Regions from separate parts of the Homo sapiens genome. Here region 2 is linked to region 1. Evidence: chromatin loops called from intact Hi-C (ENCODE). Cell type or tissue: mammary epithelial cell. All regions are shown on one strand.

Region 1 (8,000 bases):
TGTCTGCTAGCAAGTATTTATGAGCATAAGTGAATTTCCAAACTAAAAACACAGAGACTAAGGTAACCACCAAAAACAGAATTCCATGTTTCCAAACTAAGGAAAGAAAAGTCTTAATTTTGCTAGGAGACAGGAGATGAGGAAAAGAAAAAAAGAGAGTAAATGAAAAAAAGTAGAATAGTTGAGGAAAATGAAGACAGGCTTCATGACTACTCCGATCGCCAATAACAATTCCACCATTAACTACTACAAAAGCACAAAACAGAAATCCCAGAAGGATGTAGGGCCAAGTCAAACAGAAAAGCATACTCAAGTTTTTAAAGGACATGGAATAAGCCAAAAGAAACTGAAGAATTTTTCTGAATTCTGCAAATGGTCCTTTAATAGGTGGAAGTCTGTCTTCCTTCTTTTGTAGCTCAGTTTTCCAAGCCTCAGTTAACTTTTGTGCAATGACATTCCCTGCACAGAAGACAGCCCAGATGATATTTGTTTGCCGAAACATGAAGCCACAAAATCCAAGGAAGGCTGAAGTTTTATGATTTCCATAAAGACACATCAAATATGCAAAAAGAGTAAAAAACATAGATCCTGCTTCTGTATAATAAAGGAAGTTAAAAAAATAAAGTGTTGGAAATACTGCTAGTGTTAATGTTGACAAGACTCTCTGGATACTTGAGGCAGCCTTGGAGGAAGAAAAAACACAGATACAATTATTTTAATGATAAATGCTATTTCTGCTTACCTAATGAAGAGATTTATTTAAAACTACTCAACTACTCAAACCTTATTTAAATAAAATTAATCAATATTAATCTTATCTCTGGCTTTGCAAAAACACAATAAACATTTATAAGAACACTTCCTGGTACTTTTTATTTATACCTATCAGTTTGGAGACCGTGTGTATGCCAAAGCTTCTATAGCTTAACACAATTTGAATCAGGCTATGATTAGTTAAGGAGTTACTGAGTGCAAGATACCGACTAAGTTCTGTGGGGACTATGGAGATAAATAGGACACAATGCTGGCTCCATTTCCCTGAGCTTATGTTTTAGTGCCTTCAATAAGGATTCACTTAGCCATAATCACCACTTTCCTTTAAGGAAATCCTTCATAACACTACACAAGGGAGAATGTAAACATGCATATGGTATTTATTTTACCATATCCAGACTTACTTTTTCAAGATGATATTTTCATGATGAAATAACGGTATTTTTCTGAAAAGTGAGCCAGTCTAAACTTATATATCTTATTTTGGCCTTTCTGACATGCTATTTCAGAATTTGAAAGTGTTCTTATGTTCTTGAATTGTATACTCCACTTAATCTAAATCACTAAATCAGACCATGTCATTTCCTTGATTAAAATTAAGGTCTCTCCATTACATGCTAAAGTTCAAAGTCCTCTCTGTGACATATGAGGGCATTCATGACCTACTTCTCTAGCCTTACATCCCTCTACTTTCTAATCCTGTAATTCCAAGACCAATTCCCTGCACCTCATTGTTCAATGCCTTTCTTCCTTTGCTTATGCTGTTTGTCTCCCCAGGATTAATTCCTCACCCTACACAGCCCTATCCGTTCATCAGGACTCAGCTCTGGTACCATCTTCTCTGTGAGGACTTACTGAATGCCACATACTCCTCTCCCTCCCAGAAAAGCAGTAAGTGTTTCCCTGCTCCTTCTCTGTGTCCTCATAGCATCTTATGTCTACTACTCTATCATAATTGACACTACTGAAATAATCTCTTAAGGTTAAAAATAATTATTAGAGTTAATATTTACTGAGCCCTTACTATATATCTGGCACTATTTGAAGCATCTTCCATTTATTAAGTTTCCTTGTTCCTTTATAACAGTTCTATAAGGCAGATTCTATTGTTATTCTTATTTAACAGATGAAGACATGGAGCCACTAAGGGTTAACCTGCCCACAGTAACAAAACTGGTTAAGTGGCAGGGAGAGAATTCTAACCCAGGCAATCGACCTCCGGGGCCTGCACTATTACCACATCAAAAGTCCTCAGGTAAAGTCTGTTTTCCCTACTGAATATATACGTTTTACAAGAAAAAGACTGCCTCATTTATCTCTGTAGTCCCAGTCCCCAGCACATGGAATAAGCTCAGTAAGTATTTATTGAACTGGTTTGACTCACTTAACAAATATTTACTTTAGAGTTTACAAATAAGTTATTCAAGTATTTAAATACAAATTTATTCTAAAATGGAGATGGAGAATTTAAATTTACCTTTACATAATATACAAAAAATACAAAGTTACAAAGTGTTAAAGACATTTTTCACCAAATCTCATAAAACTAATTCATTGTAATTGTGGACCTGACTACACATAAACTTGTAATTAAGTATTTTGAAACATACCTTGTTTCTGGGTTGTACCTTGTGGAAAAGCAAATATAGTAAATAGAAGTTGCCAACACTGAAGAGAAGATTAACAAATCTGAGCATCCCAATGGAGCAGACAACATGTTCAGACCATGCAAAGATCCAAATGGCAGGTTTGACCACTCCAACTGACACCAGGTACAAGCCAGGTAATGTAGTAATCATGGGATCCCACTTTAAAATGAAAGAAAATGAAGTAAAAGCAAGAGGTAATACGAACAAGACAGACACAAATATGTCAAGCCCAAGTCTCATCTCCAGCAACAATCAGAAATTTTGAGAAGTTAGTCTATGACAAGATTAAGTAAGTCCTTGGCAGAACAGGATTAGTTTTTCTTATTTTTTGCCCCCGGACCAGCTTAGTGATGGTTCAGGTAGCAGCAACCAATAAACAACAACTTAAAATCTATTTCTATTTTCCAAGAAATGTTCTTTAAAAGCCTTTATTTTGATAAATAAACTGCAAATGCTCCAGTTTTTAAAAGCATGGAAACATTGTTTGGGACTCTAAGTTTAGGAAAACATTTGGACCACAGGCTCCATGATGACAGCTGACATAAACTGAGACAGAAATTGTGCCAAACCCTCTGTATTGTAACATTACAATATGCCCTATAGTAAAGATTATTGTCATTTTGCAGATGAGTAACCTGAATTTCTGAAACTCAGAACATCTCCAAGATCACAAAACTAGTAAATCACAGCACCAAGATTTAAGATCAGATCTTTCTCTAAAACAGACTTTATATTTCTAGCCAGTACCCTATATTGTGTCACCAGAAAAGCAGGGGATGTTTATTTTGATATTTATATGTACATACTTGCACAGTCAAATATATATTCAAAAATGATGTGACTTGACTGGTTGCCAGTTTATCCAGTCAACAGATAGTTCACTAAAAATACCCAGGGAAGGAATTTGTGATTATAAATTGTCACTTTTTGGTAGCCGAAGATCCCTCCAGTCCACCCTATCCCACCCCTAAAATGCACAGTGAGGTGCTTAACAGGTGAGCTAAAGGGAAGTTTTCTGATATTTCCAAGGAGCACCCGAATGCCTTTAATCCTGAGACAAGGAAAAACAAAGTGGGATCGATATTGTCAGCTGCCAAGAGGAGCGCTCAGTTCCCCACTAAGTATTCTCCCAGATCACTCCTCCCTGGGGATCAGATCTGCTGTTTATTCATTCATTTAATAAATATTTCACAGATCTCAGAGACAGGAACAAAAGACTATACCCAGTTTCTTTCATGTTCTGAGGCTGGGGTGGGGTGGAAAGGGACGAGTTAAGTCTAAAGATGGGAGAAGGAGCTGGGGACGCTGGGACCTTTCAGGCCTCTCCTGGGGTGGGGACAGGTTGGGCACCCCACCTGGGAAAGGGAGAAATGGCCCTCACAGTAGCGCTGCGCCTGAGGCAGGTGGAAGATCTCGTCCATGTAGGGCTCTCGCAGCGCCCGGCTGAAGGCGGAGAAGAGGAGGCAGGACACTAAAAAGGTACAGCTCAAGGCGGCCGAGAAACAGTAACCCTCTAGCTGCGCCATTCCTGCTCCCACAGCCACTGCCCAAGAACCCACTCCTGGAAAATTCTGAGCCCGGAAACCCGAGCTGGAAACTTGGGCTCGAAATGGGCGCGCTAGACAGGACTAGCCAGACGGGGCCACATACCGGAAGGCAAAGGATGCTGGGAGAGCGCGGATCCGGAAAACAGCGGGTCGCTGTTTCCTGGAGTGACGGGTTTAGATAACGGACCGGATGATTACCCTCTCCATCACATTACTCGGGGCGCACAGTGTCAAAACTTCCGGAAAGGGCGGGTCTCGGATTTCGCGAGCGCGGGAGGGGCGTGGCTTGCTGCTTTGGAAAAAAAAAAAAGCCGCTTCTTAGCTTGGATCTTTTTTCCTGCTCATTTCCATCACTTACCAGAAGGTGGCGACGTTTCCCCACGTTTCCAATTCCAAGCCCTAAAATTAACACATTTTTTTCCCCCGTTATTTCTTTTCTTTCTCTCCAGTGATCCGAATTAATTAAACCCTCAATTCCAAGACATTTCATTCCATCAACCTTGGAGTGTAGGAAGGGGGCGTTGGTTGTGATAGCAAAGACTGAGACTTTCAGATGAAAACTTGAAGAACCAGAGACCCGTCAATGCCGAATGAACTTCAGTGAGAGGAGTGTTTGTTCGTTTGTTTGTTTGTTTAGGTTAAGAGAGAACTCTTTCAAAATGTGGATGCTCTCAGAGGATTTAGTAAAATTGACACTCCTAGTGCACTCTCATAGCCATATTACCCTGTAGGATTTGGAAGAAAATATATATTTTAGAATTTGGGATGTTTTAGGTGTGCCTGTAAATTAGGTTGTTAATATTTATAAGGCAGCCTTCTGTTTTTCCTACTAAATCATAAGCGTGAACATCTTAGTGGGTGGCATTATACATCCTTTATGTTTGTAGTCCCCCAAATGGCTTTCACACAGTAGGCACTTAAATTTGTGGACTTTTATAGGCTGTGTAGACATCATCAAATTCCTGTATTCTGGGATTAGGTGTTGGGGGCAGGAGATGTGGTAAATAATTTGAAGAATGCCGAAGATAAATTATGTGTTGGAATTTTGTCTTGAGCATGGTTGGCCATGTTTTGTAGAAAAACTTTCTCTCAGGTAACCTCAGTCAGGTTGCCTTTGGCAGGCATATATCAGATTGAGTCGGGATTTAAGGTTGCAAACCTCAGAGTTCTCAATTGAGCTCTTTTTCTGGGTTAAAAATAATTCAGTATTTCTGAACTTAAGAAAGTTTCTTAAATCAAGCTGACTGCCTTTCCAGTCTGTCTCTGCCTGTTTCCTCAATGATAAGAGGAGGTAGTGGTGAATGAGGGCTGGGACGGGAATATTTACATTACTGGAATAAAATCATGTCAGGATTCTACTCTGATGTGATGCTTAGCTTTGCTTTAACCATCATCTCCCATTTTATTATTGATTCCATGCTGTACTTATCTGTTTAAGTCACTTGTAACACATCTCCAGATGATTCAGTCTTCAAGAGGTTGATGTGATCTACGAGTAATTAGCCCCTGACCTATTGACCTGCTAAATCGTGTTATATATACTCTGCAGCTTACTGACCCACCCTAGAAATAGTGGGCCGTTTTTAAAGGGAGTAGAACAAGACTAGACATTTATGCTCTCCATTTTTCTTCATAACAATTGCCACCAATAGTTTATGTTAAACATTTGACTCCTATACATGCTGCACACATCGCTTTACATAAAATGGAAAGTTTCAAGGAAATATAGGGTTTTAGGATGGCTAGGGATCTTTATTAATAATCTACTTGACTTCATTTTATAAAAGAAGCTGATTTTTAAAAAATGAATAATTTACCTAAAATTACATAAAAAATTAGTGTCAGAACCAAGTGTAGGAATTAGAACATCAGACCAAGAGTAATAAAATAACTTCACAGCCTTATAGGTTAAAATAATCTACAATATATACTGAATTGAATGTTTCACTAGTCCCAATAACTTTACATTTACATTCCACTATTCTCTGTTTCCATACACCAATTTGAAATACAAGTTTCATCTTTTAAAAAAATGTTCGTCTTACAGACTAATTACATCAAAATCTGCTGGGGGATCATTGTGAAAAACTAGATTCTAGAGAGCCATCTCAAATCACTGAATACTGATCTTCATATTTGGAAACGATTGATGTAAAACATATTACCTAAGAATGCTAAGAAGCTCCATGGGCCCAGTAGAGTTCTTCATAGAGTACTTCACTCATTTGTTAGTGAGTTACTTTTACTATCTGCAAATCGATGAAGCTGTTGTCACTTTTCTACTCTTAGATTACAGCATCTTTGATAATCTTGAAATGCTTTCCAAAGCTCTGCTCCTAAATCAAGACCTAGTAAAATAGCTACCTCTGGGGTTTTAATGAAATAGACTACATTTTATTAGACCTATCATTTAAAACTAGATCAGCATTGATTTCAACTTATATTTTCCATTCAGAATTCCAACTGCCATTTTCCATAGATGTTTGTGAAAAAGAGTCATTAGGATGAGCAATCCCATTATAATTGCACATCAACTATTTATTTGTGCTACTTGAATTATGATAAATAAGTTACGGCAGAAAAATGGGCAATTTCTGTTGGGGTTCTAAGGATAGGTTGTTTTAGCAAGAAATACATCTTTTTTGGTTTATAAGCCATTAAGATTTTGACTTTATTTCTCTGGTATAACCTAGCTGACTTTGATCAATTAAGACATTCCTAATTTGATGAACTCAGACAACATAGCATATACTTAACTGTTTGAAACAGCCATATCTGAACAGTGAATTTCCCCAAAGGCTGTAACTGTAATAACTTTGAAGTATTAGTCCAAGAAACACCCTGCCTCTTATTGCACCCCTTTTCACTTGTTGCTGAATGAAAACATTGGCCACTTGCTAATCAGAGTGACGGTTTACTCCTTTCTAGGTGACAATTCGTTCTAGCTACAGCAGAGTACTGCACCCTGGGCCAAAAATCACAGATGATAACCTCTAAAATGCAACTCTACCCTTGAGGTCAATCTTAACATATCAATTTAAAATCTAAATTTTAAAATTAATGAATCAATTAAAAAAACACACAACATTTTAGTACAAAAGCATTAGCAAGTATTTTAGCTCTACTGAAAATGTCTTGAAGACATTGTATAGGGGACTGGTTAAACCTAAGTAACACACACACGGAGAGACCCTTCTAAAAAACAGTAATATTTATTTGGTGAGAATACAATGAACATAGGGAGGTAAAAGAAGACAAGGGATTTTAAAAGAAAAATGAAGAGGGTTACATAAATTGCTTTGAGACAATTATCCTTGGTTACAAGGACTGGTAGAAAGGGTGGCACCAGTTTGAGGTTGGACAGGCAGTTGCTGGGCAAATGTCCTCACAGAAGTAATTTTTTGTGAGATTGTGGTGGCCTTTGTGCAAAGTTGTGGTTTGTGCAGTCTTTTGTCGTAGTTCCTGTTGTCAGGCATACACGCATATAAACCCTCCCTTTCTGGTCTTCCTTAGCTCCATTTTTCAGGGTTTTTATGCAAGTGGCCCCATTTTGATTCTGATAACTTTCATAGAACAAATCTTTCTGGTTTGTGGCAGACTTTCCAGTTTTACCCTTGAAAGTCTCAGGCCAGGTAAATTCTGTAGTATCAGACAAAGAGAATGGTTGGTGATATGGTTTGGCTGTGTCCCCACCCAAAATCTCACCTTGAATTATGATCCCCATAATCTCCACGATCCCCACGTGTCAACGGAGAGACCAGACGGAGATAATTGAATCCTTGGGGCAGTTTCCCCTATGATGTTCTCATGATACTGAGTGAGTTCTCATCTGATGGTATTATAAGTGTTTGATAGTTCCTCCTGCATTCATTCTCTTTCCTACCATCTTGTAAAGAAGGTGACTTGCTTCCCCTTCGCCTTCCACCATGATTGTAAGTTTCCTAGGCCTCTGCAACCATGCTGAACTGTGAGTCAGTTAAACCTCTTTCCCTTATAAATTACCCAGTCTTCTGCAGTTCTTTATAGCAGT
Region 2 (8,000 bases), 97 kb after region 1:
CATTGCAAACATTATCAATAGTAACTGGAATTCCATTTCTTTATAAGCAGACTTCCTGTCAACTGGTTACTCTTTGAGGGTTTTTTTTTAAACCAAAATTTGAAGATTTTTTTGGTTGATAATACACTTTGAAATGTTCCAGAGATGTCTTAGTAGCTTTTTTTGTATTATGCATCAAACGCATCCTGGGTTGACATTTAATAGAATAATATTCCATAAGGAAAATTGCTTACTTCAATTTTTCTGTTTGGACAACAGAATCTTAATTATAAAGGTGATATATTTTATTCAATTTAGTTATCTAGCTGAAACTAACCAAGAAAGGGTTATATAACCCTAAAACTTAAAGTATAATAATAAAAAAAAGTGAAAAAAAGAATTTTATGAAGACAACAAAAATATAATGGTGACTAAATCTACATTATTGTACAGTAAGATTGTACATAATTATATAAAGCAAAGTACATAATTATTATGTAGGGTCTGATATCAATTTCTCTTCATTAGAGATTGATGAAACCTCTTTGCCAAGGATTGACTAAAGAAAGTGTTTCTACTTTGATCTGTTTTTAGTTTTCCTTTCTTTTTTTTTAAAATAACATCCAAGTTCTGTCTTTTATATATGATTTACCTTAATAACTCTGCCGGTGATATTAATTATGATTGCTTCTTTGATATTATAAATTTCATTAGTTATTAATCTCTGCATCTGAAATTGCTTAAAGCTTTAAATGTAAAATTTTAAAGTTTCATAAACTTAATTTATTTTAAAAATAAATTTAGGTATTCCCTTTAGCATAAAACAGGCACATATATAACATAAAAATTTAGATAAGAAAATGACTATCCATTAGTCTACTAAACTGTATATTTCCTTTCCGATTTTTAATGCATCTTTATGTTCATAAAATTTTTAAGTCACTGTATATCTGTTTTGTACCCTTTACCTTTCACACCAGAGAATGTGCAAGGCAGGGTAGAAGTTTATTGAGTGACAGAAAAGTTCTCGATAGTGAGAGGTGATCTGAAATGGTAGCTGTCTGTGTGGCTGAGTCCGGGGTTATTATGAGCTTGGAATGGGGGCATTCATGCTGATTGGTCCGTGGGTGGTCTTGGAAAAAGCATCACTCAATTGGTTAAAAGGCACTATCCAGAAGGAACCAATTCAGAGAGAGAGAGGAGAGTAGGTAAGACAGAGATAGAAGTTCTCACTCCAGTCATGGACTCTGTCTGAAACTGGCAGCTCGGTCCTCAGGTTGAAGGTTGAGTCCTACCAGAGACCCGCCCCTGTCTGCCTTGGAATTTGTCTATCTCCTGTCACTATCACCATGACTAAGTACTGGGTACCCCTCTCATAGCTCACAAATATTAACTTGGGTATTCCAGAAATGTCTTGGGAAACTTGATTCTTTTCCCGTATCCCAAGTTCTTAATGACTGAGATCCACCTCATTCCTCTGTGCTCTCACTGACTGTGTTTTCTGCCTGGAATCTCATGTCTGCCTAGTAGCCTTCACCTCAAATGGCATTTTTCACTCCTGACCCCCGGATCCATCTGTTATCACTCTCTGATAATGATTAGCCAGCCACCTGGAGTGATCTTAACACCTGGACTTTTTGAGTTTCACGTATCCTAACTGTACTTGAGTAACCAATTTGATTTTCATCTCCATTGAGATTCCTGAATTACTATTTCTTGAATGTCTTTGCTTCTGGTTTCCTTAGCTCCTTCCCTAGGATAACTAAACTCTATCCTTGTTGTTGTGTTTAGAATGTCCCTTTTCTTGCATTCCTTCTAGTGCCTCTCACCAGTCTTTGGTGCATAAATCAGTCTTTTGTGCAAAAATCTATTATATTGCTGGGTTTCATCTTAAATTTCTTCAATGTTCCCAATTTAGATGACAGCGTTAATACTTTATTGTTCTGACTACTGAAAGTTGATTTCTTTCAAAGGCATTTTTGTGTTTTACTTTTGAGTAGTGAATCATGAACATTCATACTCACTGACTAATTTAGCAAGACAATTCAATTTATTATTATCACCAGTTCTGATTCTGCAGGGTAATGGTGTTTTCTGACTTAAGTGATTAAAATGTTTTTCACTTCAAAAGCTTTTAGAAACATTTGTTTACCATTACTTAAAAGACTAATTATAACGTTGGGCTATAAATATGCTTATTCTTCAGACATTTTTTCTTCAGGGTAGTTGATTTTGTTATCTCTGAGTATTCTTGTGATTGCAATTAAGTTGAAAGCAGTGTTATAAAATATACATTATTTTTGTGAGCTTAGATGATAGCTCTCAATCTTACCAAATACAAATTTTGAAAGCTATAACACTTTTTAATCTACTTACATTTATAGGACTATAATTTTCAGACAAGCATATGTCTATGTTATTCACATAACTATTATCTTTGTCAATACACAAATGAATAACAAAAGATAAAAGATCTGATTTATGTATCTAGTTACCAGAATTCAGTTAGGTTTAATAGTCTTTATCAAGAATAGCATAAAAGCCTGTAAGATGGTAATGCATTTAGGTTTTCATAGATGTGATAGAAACACAAAGTGACAGTAGCTCAAACATGGTGAAGGTTTGTTTCTCATGAAAGTACGAATTTAGGTAATTCAAGGCTGTTGTGGTAATCTACAGATTCATTTGTTGATGTGGTCTTTATCCTAAAGTTTCAAAGTAGAGAGAGCTCCAAGAATTCCTCTTTCAAACAGTAAGATAAAGAAAATAGGGTCATCAGGGTCACAATCCTGCAGTTTAAGGACATGATCCAGACTTCTTATACACCACTTCCATTTACATTTTCTTAGTGACAGCTTAGTCATGCAACCACACCTATTTGCAAGGGAGATTAGGAAATGAAGTCTTTGTTCTGGGTAGCCATGTGCCCAGGAATAGCCATCAGTCTACGATAGGTTTGAAATGTGCTATTATATAATATATTCTATATGAAAGTGAATTTTATTGCAATGAAGTTCTTTAAGACAGTGGTACCCAAACATTTCTTCCAACAAAAAGTGAAATCCAACATATAAACTAGAGAAAGCTGAGCTACCTGATTAAAATGGTGGGTATAGGAATGTTACCTGTATCATGAGTCTGCCTCTGCTCCCAATTAATCCAGTCTTGCAAAGGAGCTTGAGGTTCCTAGGTCTTCATGGATCAGTATGACTGATCTATATATAAAGGAACTGATTTATATATATATAAAGGAACTAAAACATTCCTTTATAGTTTTAAATAGGTATTGATGTGTAATAAGGAACATATTTGACCACTGTTAAAAAATCAATAGGTATTGCTAAGAGGAAATAAAATAATTTTATTGAGAGCAAGAAACAACCTCAGATAAGATTCCTTCAACTTTTGGTTAAATAATTTATTTTTCAAATGATATCTATATGGTGATACCTGGGAGAGGCAAGTAATACTTTTTTTATAAACAAATGCTCACAATATTATTTCCGAATCATGAAGCCATTATTAACTTACATTGATCAAATTGCTAAGCAATGGCATTGTATTATATGTTTGAAATAACCAGATATTTTTAAAAGCTTAACTAATGACTTTTCTATATCAGTACCTGTGTCTGACTTTGGAATGTGTGTGTGTGTGTATTTTTTTTTTTAAATTTTATCCTTAAAACAAGTCTGCAAGCATGCCAGGTAAATGAGATTTTGTTAAGCCTAACTTCAAATATTCAAATGCAATAAAGGAAGCCTTGCTTTTAAGAATATTTATAAGAAGTTTTATTTTAAGAAAGCAGCCTGATTCTGTGCTTTGATCTACATCAACAGAGAATCATAGAGTTTTTGAACTGCGTGCTGGAAAAGGACTTTTAGGATTAGGTCCAATGACCCATCCAATGTTTAAATGTATTTTCATACTCAAAGGCCCAAGCTATTAATGAACTACACCAGAGTGGGACTTCATTTAAGGGACACATACATTATCACTAATAATGTGATTTTGCTTTTTCTGTTTCTTCATTACGTTTTTGAAGGATCACAATTATTATTTCCTTCGATATAGGCACAGGAATGACTTGATAAAGCAAATGTTAAGTTACTAAACCTGCTTATGTTTATTGTCAAAAAAGTGGCTGTTAATTGTTTAATTGTGGCCTGAGGGAAATTACTTGGAGATACATCTAATTTTGACTTATAGTCACATGAAAGGTGATCTGTAGAAATGTCTGTAGAAAATGTGGAAACAAACACTGCAAAATTATTATGAACATTATATTTGTGGGGCTCCTTTTCAGTCTGTTAGAAAGTTTTCCAGCAAATAAATCATGTGAACAGCAATATGACTAAAGGTGTAGAACATAGCATCGAGTTCTGATATTAAACCAACCTAGGAGAGATAGAGTTTATATTACCTTTCTATTACCGCTGTAACAAATTACTGCAAACCTGGTGGCTTAAAACAATTTACATTTATTCTTTTATAGTTTTGGAAACCTGAATTCCAAAATTATCTTACTGGCTTAAAGTCAAGATGTCAGCAGGGACATGCTCCCTCTGGAGGTTCTAGGAGAGAATTCATTTCCAAAGGTTTTCCCATCCCTCATCTTGCGACCCCCATTCTACATCTTTAAAGTCAGACACATCAGGTACAGTTCTGCCCACACCGCATTCATTTTATCTTCTCTTCTGTCTCCTTCTTTCACATGTAAGGACCTGTGTTAACATTGTAAGCACCTGGACAATCCATGCTATCTCTCTGTTTTAAGGCTATTTGATTAGCAACCTTAATTCAACTTTCAATGTAATTCTCCTTGTAATTTGCCATGTAGCCATACATATCCACAGGTTCTGGGGATTAGGGCATGGCATCTTTCAGGGGATGTTATTCTGTCTATGTCAAGGTTCTAAGGCAATATTTCCAAGAATTTTACAGAGTTCTTAATCATATTATACATAGAGCTGAAATTTGAAGGAAGGAATAGTTTATTTTCTGATTAGAATAAAGAAAACAAAGCATTAAGTTGCCTTCTCAATATCTGTACTTAGCCAACACAAAATACATTTTCTTCTCATTTGTCTCCCTACTTATAAAAACATCAACAGCACAGAGCAATAAAGTCAAATAAAAATCTCACTATCCTAAAGTATTTGTAAAGAATTAGCAATAAAAATCTAGGTGGCAAATTTACTTGTTACAATTACTAAAGAATATGAATTCTCAAATTTAGTAGAAATGCTGTCTTCATAGTCAAGGGCCTCAAGTCAGTTATAAAATGTTAATTTCTCTCGTTAGTAACGTTCTTGTTTCCCTGAAAAAAAAAAAGTTAGTGTTTATGCCTTCACATAATACTTTAGCATCTGCTTTTTTTCATCCATCCCGCAAGGGTAAGAAAACTGTTAAGCTCTTTCCTCCTCTCTTGGAATTCATCAGTTACTGTCAATGAAGGGCCTGTGCTATGCACAGTAATGCATTATGTTTTGTGGACATGAAACATAAAAGAGGAACAACACCTGTTTCTTGCCCTGGAAAATCAGTCAAAACAGTGGCATTAATTTTGAGAAACCAAAGAGAGCCATGATCCTTCACATCATCACAATGTAGTGACCCAATATCTCTGAAGGGAAAGAAAAAGGGATTATATGAAATGTGGAAACATGAAGTATGATAAAAATGAAAATTAGCTTTTGGTTTGCAAGAGTAATTACTGAAATATTTTCATTAAGCTAGAATTTTAAAACACCAGTATATGAATCCAAACTCATTGATACATTTACTGTTTCTTTATCAGATTATTCCTCCTCCATGATGCCTGTGAGAGGAAAAGATACTACAAATAAAGGCTGCAGTCTGAGTTTTTACTAAGATACGGACATCCAATATACAGCCTGTTGGACATTTTTAAGTTAAAACAAAAATATTGTCCTAATTAGCTAGTCCAAATGAAAGTGCAGTAGTGTGAAAGACCTTCAAGAAGAGTTATTCCACTAACTTCCAAAGGTTATCAGATCTAGTTTTAAAGAGAATTGAAAGTAATTATAAATTAGAATCGTTTAAGTTTAATTTTGCTAATATTCTGAAATTGGGCACTATGCATAAATGTCAGCACTAATAAATACACTGGCCTGGATTTGGAGTCATGTCTAACATCCACATAACAAATTGATTTCACCTTTTCTGAAAATGTGTAATGTAAAATTCACATGTGTGGTACACATATTCTAACACATGCCACCATTTAACAAAGCCAGACATCTCAATTGTAGGACAATACTGTTAGCTAATTATGACTGTAGGGAGAAACCTTACTAAAATGAACTTATATTTACAAGGGAATAATAACTTGTTTTCGAGCCTTTGATTGGCACCAGAGACTGACCTCTGTCTTCTTTTATTTTTTAAGAAAGAATTATTTGATCCTTGTTATTGACATTTTGTTTGCCACTCTTAGCAGCTGTTTAACAATTACATTTATAAACCTGACAGGAGGCTTTTAGAAAACGGCTGAGAGTCTGTAATTGGGAAATGTACTTCACTTTTCTTGCTTCTGTTTTCTCTTCATAATAAGATGTTTGTTCCTTGTAAATAACTTTCTTAACTGTTATTGCCTTGAGGATTACATGCAGTCACTCTGACCCAGGTAGCCTTATTAAGGTGGTGGGGCCCTGGTGTCAGGCAATAATCAGACCAGCCAGGGCCGATTGTCACCTTCTTTCACTGCTGCTTGCCATGGCTGGAAATAAAGGGCAACAGTAATTACTTCTCAAACGGTAGGTGCTGAGAAGGCATTTTTTTAGCGATATTGAAAGAAAGTTAATAAAGGCACACCTATAGAAAAACAGAATAGAATTTGGAAGACCAGAAGGAAGTTTATTTTAGAAGAGATAATGCCTCTCTTTCTTTCTCTGGCGCTGATCAGGATTTACTAGCTCTTTCTACTAGTTCCTGAAGAAGAACAAACTGTACATCACTCCCTTTTATGAAACACTACCTCATTTCTAACTCAGTGAGATATAAAGTAGCACAGGTACACTTGTGGCTACAAAACATAATTTTCTGTGGTTATTTGAAGGGTTACAAAAGAGAGAAATAGGCTACACATAGGATTGTCTTAGTCCATTTTGTGCTGCTATAACATAATGCCACAGACAGGATAATTTATAAAGAACAAAAGTTTATTGGATCAGGGTTCTTGAGGCTGGAACGTCCAAGAATGAGGGGCCAGCATCTGGCAAGAGTCTTCTTGTGGCATCATCCCATGGTGCAAGGGGGAAAAAAGGGTGAGAGAGAAAGAATGAGAAAAGGGGAAAAACTTGTTTTTCATAAGGAACCTGCTCCTGTGATAATGATGTTAATCCACTCATGATGGAAGAGCACACATGACCTAATCACTCACCTCTAAATACTATTTTAAATACTTAGTGCAGTATTAAAAATATTCCACCTCTTGATGCTGTTAGAATAGCAGCTAAATTTCAACATGATTTTGGAAGAACCAAACATTTAAACCACAGCAGGGGTCATGATTATAATCCTGGGAGAACGCCTATGAATGAGTCAAACAGCCTCCTCTGCCCCATAGTGGGCAAGGCCAAGAGCCTCTCCACTGTGTCAGTGGGGATTGTATTAGGTCTTCTGAATCCTATGGAAACCACAAGGGTCTTATTGCATGGGTTCAATGAGCCTGGTCTCCTCTCCAATTCATCAGGGTGTTGGGCTCACAGATGAAATAATATACCATTGTGTCTTATTCTGCTGGGGCTGCCAGAGCAAAACACCTCAGAATGGGTGGCTTAAACAACAAAAATTTATTTTTCACAGCTCTGGTAGCTAGATAACCAGATTAACATTGGTGGGATTGGTTTCTGGTGAGGGCTCTCTTCCTGGTTTTCAGACTGCTGCCTTCTTGCTTTGTGCACACACGACATTTCCTCAGTGTGTGCTGGTGAAGAGAGTGAGAACCAGCTCTCTGATATTTCATTTTTCTAAGGGCACTAATCCCATCATACCAG

Evidence for each region. Peaks named below come from ENCODE experiments on the same cell type or tissue, not always from the same donor. Only the 100,000 strongest peaks of a DNase experiment are listed, where the experiment ranks them.
Region 2: it touches region 1 in a loop (2.5-fold over the local background); 2 of 110 quality-filtered maps call a loop at or near these places.

What each region holds. Positions count from the first base shown.
Region 1 is chr12:38,312,843-38,320,842 of GRCh38, reverse strand. It overlaps ALG10B (ALG10 alpha-1,2-glucosyltransferase B), which reads right to left and starts at 4,069. Exons shown (of 3, transcript NM_001013620.4): 1 at 3,779-4,069; 2 at 2,385-2,582; 3 at 1-682. The coding sequence starts at 3,949. RefSeq lists an enhancer at 3,799-4,998. In mammary epithelial cell, a CTCF peak has its summit at 4,340 (motif pointing right); a DNase peak (open chromatin) is centred at 4,162; H3K4me3 peaks cover 1,098 bases; H3K27ac peaks cover 634 bases.
Region 2 is chr12:38,215,653-38,223,652 of GRCh38, reverse strand. No RefSeq gene overlaps it. Among named protein-coding and RNA genes, the nearest start is that of ALG10B, 97 kb to the left of the region's middle. In mammary epithelial cell, a CTCF peak has its summit at 4,544; no DNase peak of the experiment used is centred here; H3K27ac peaks cover 438 bases.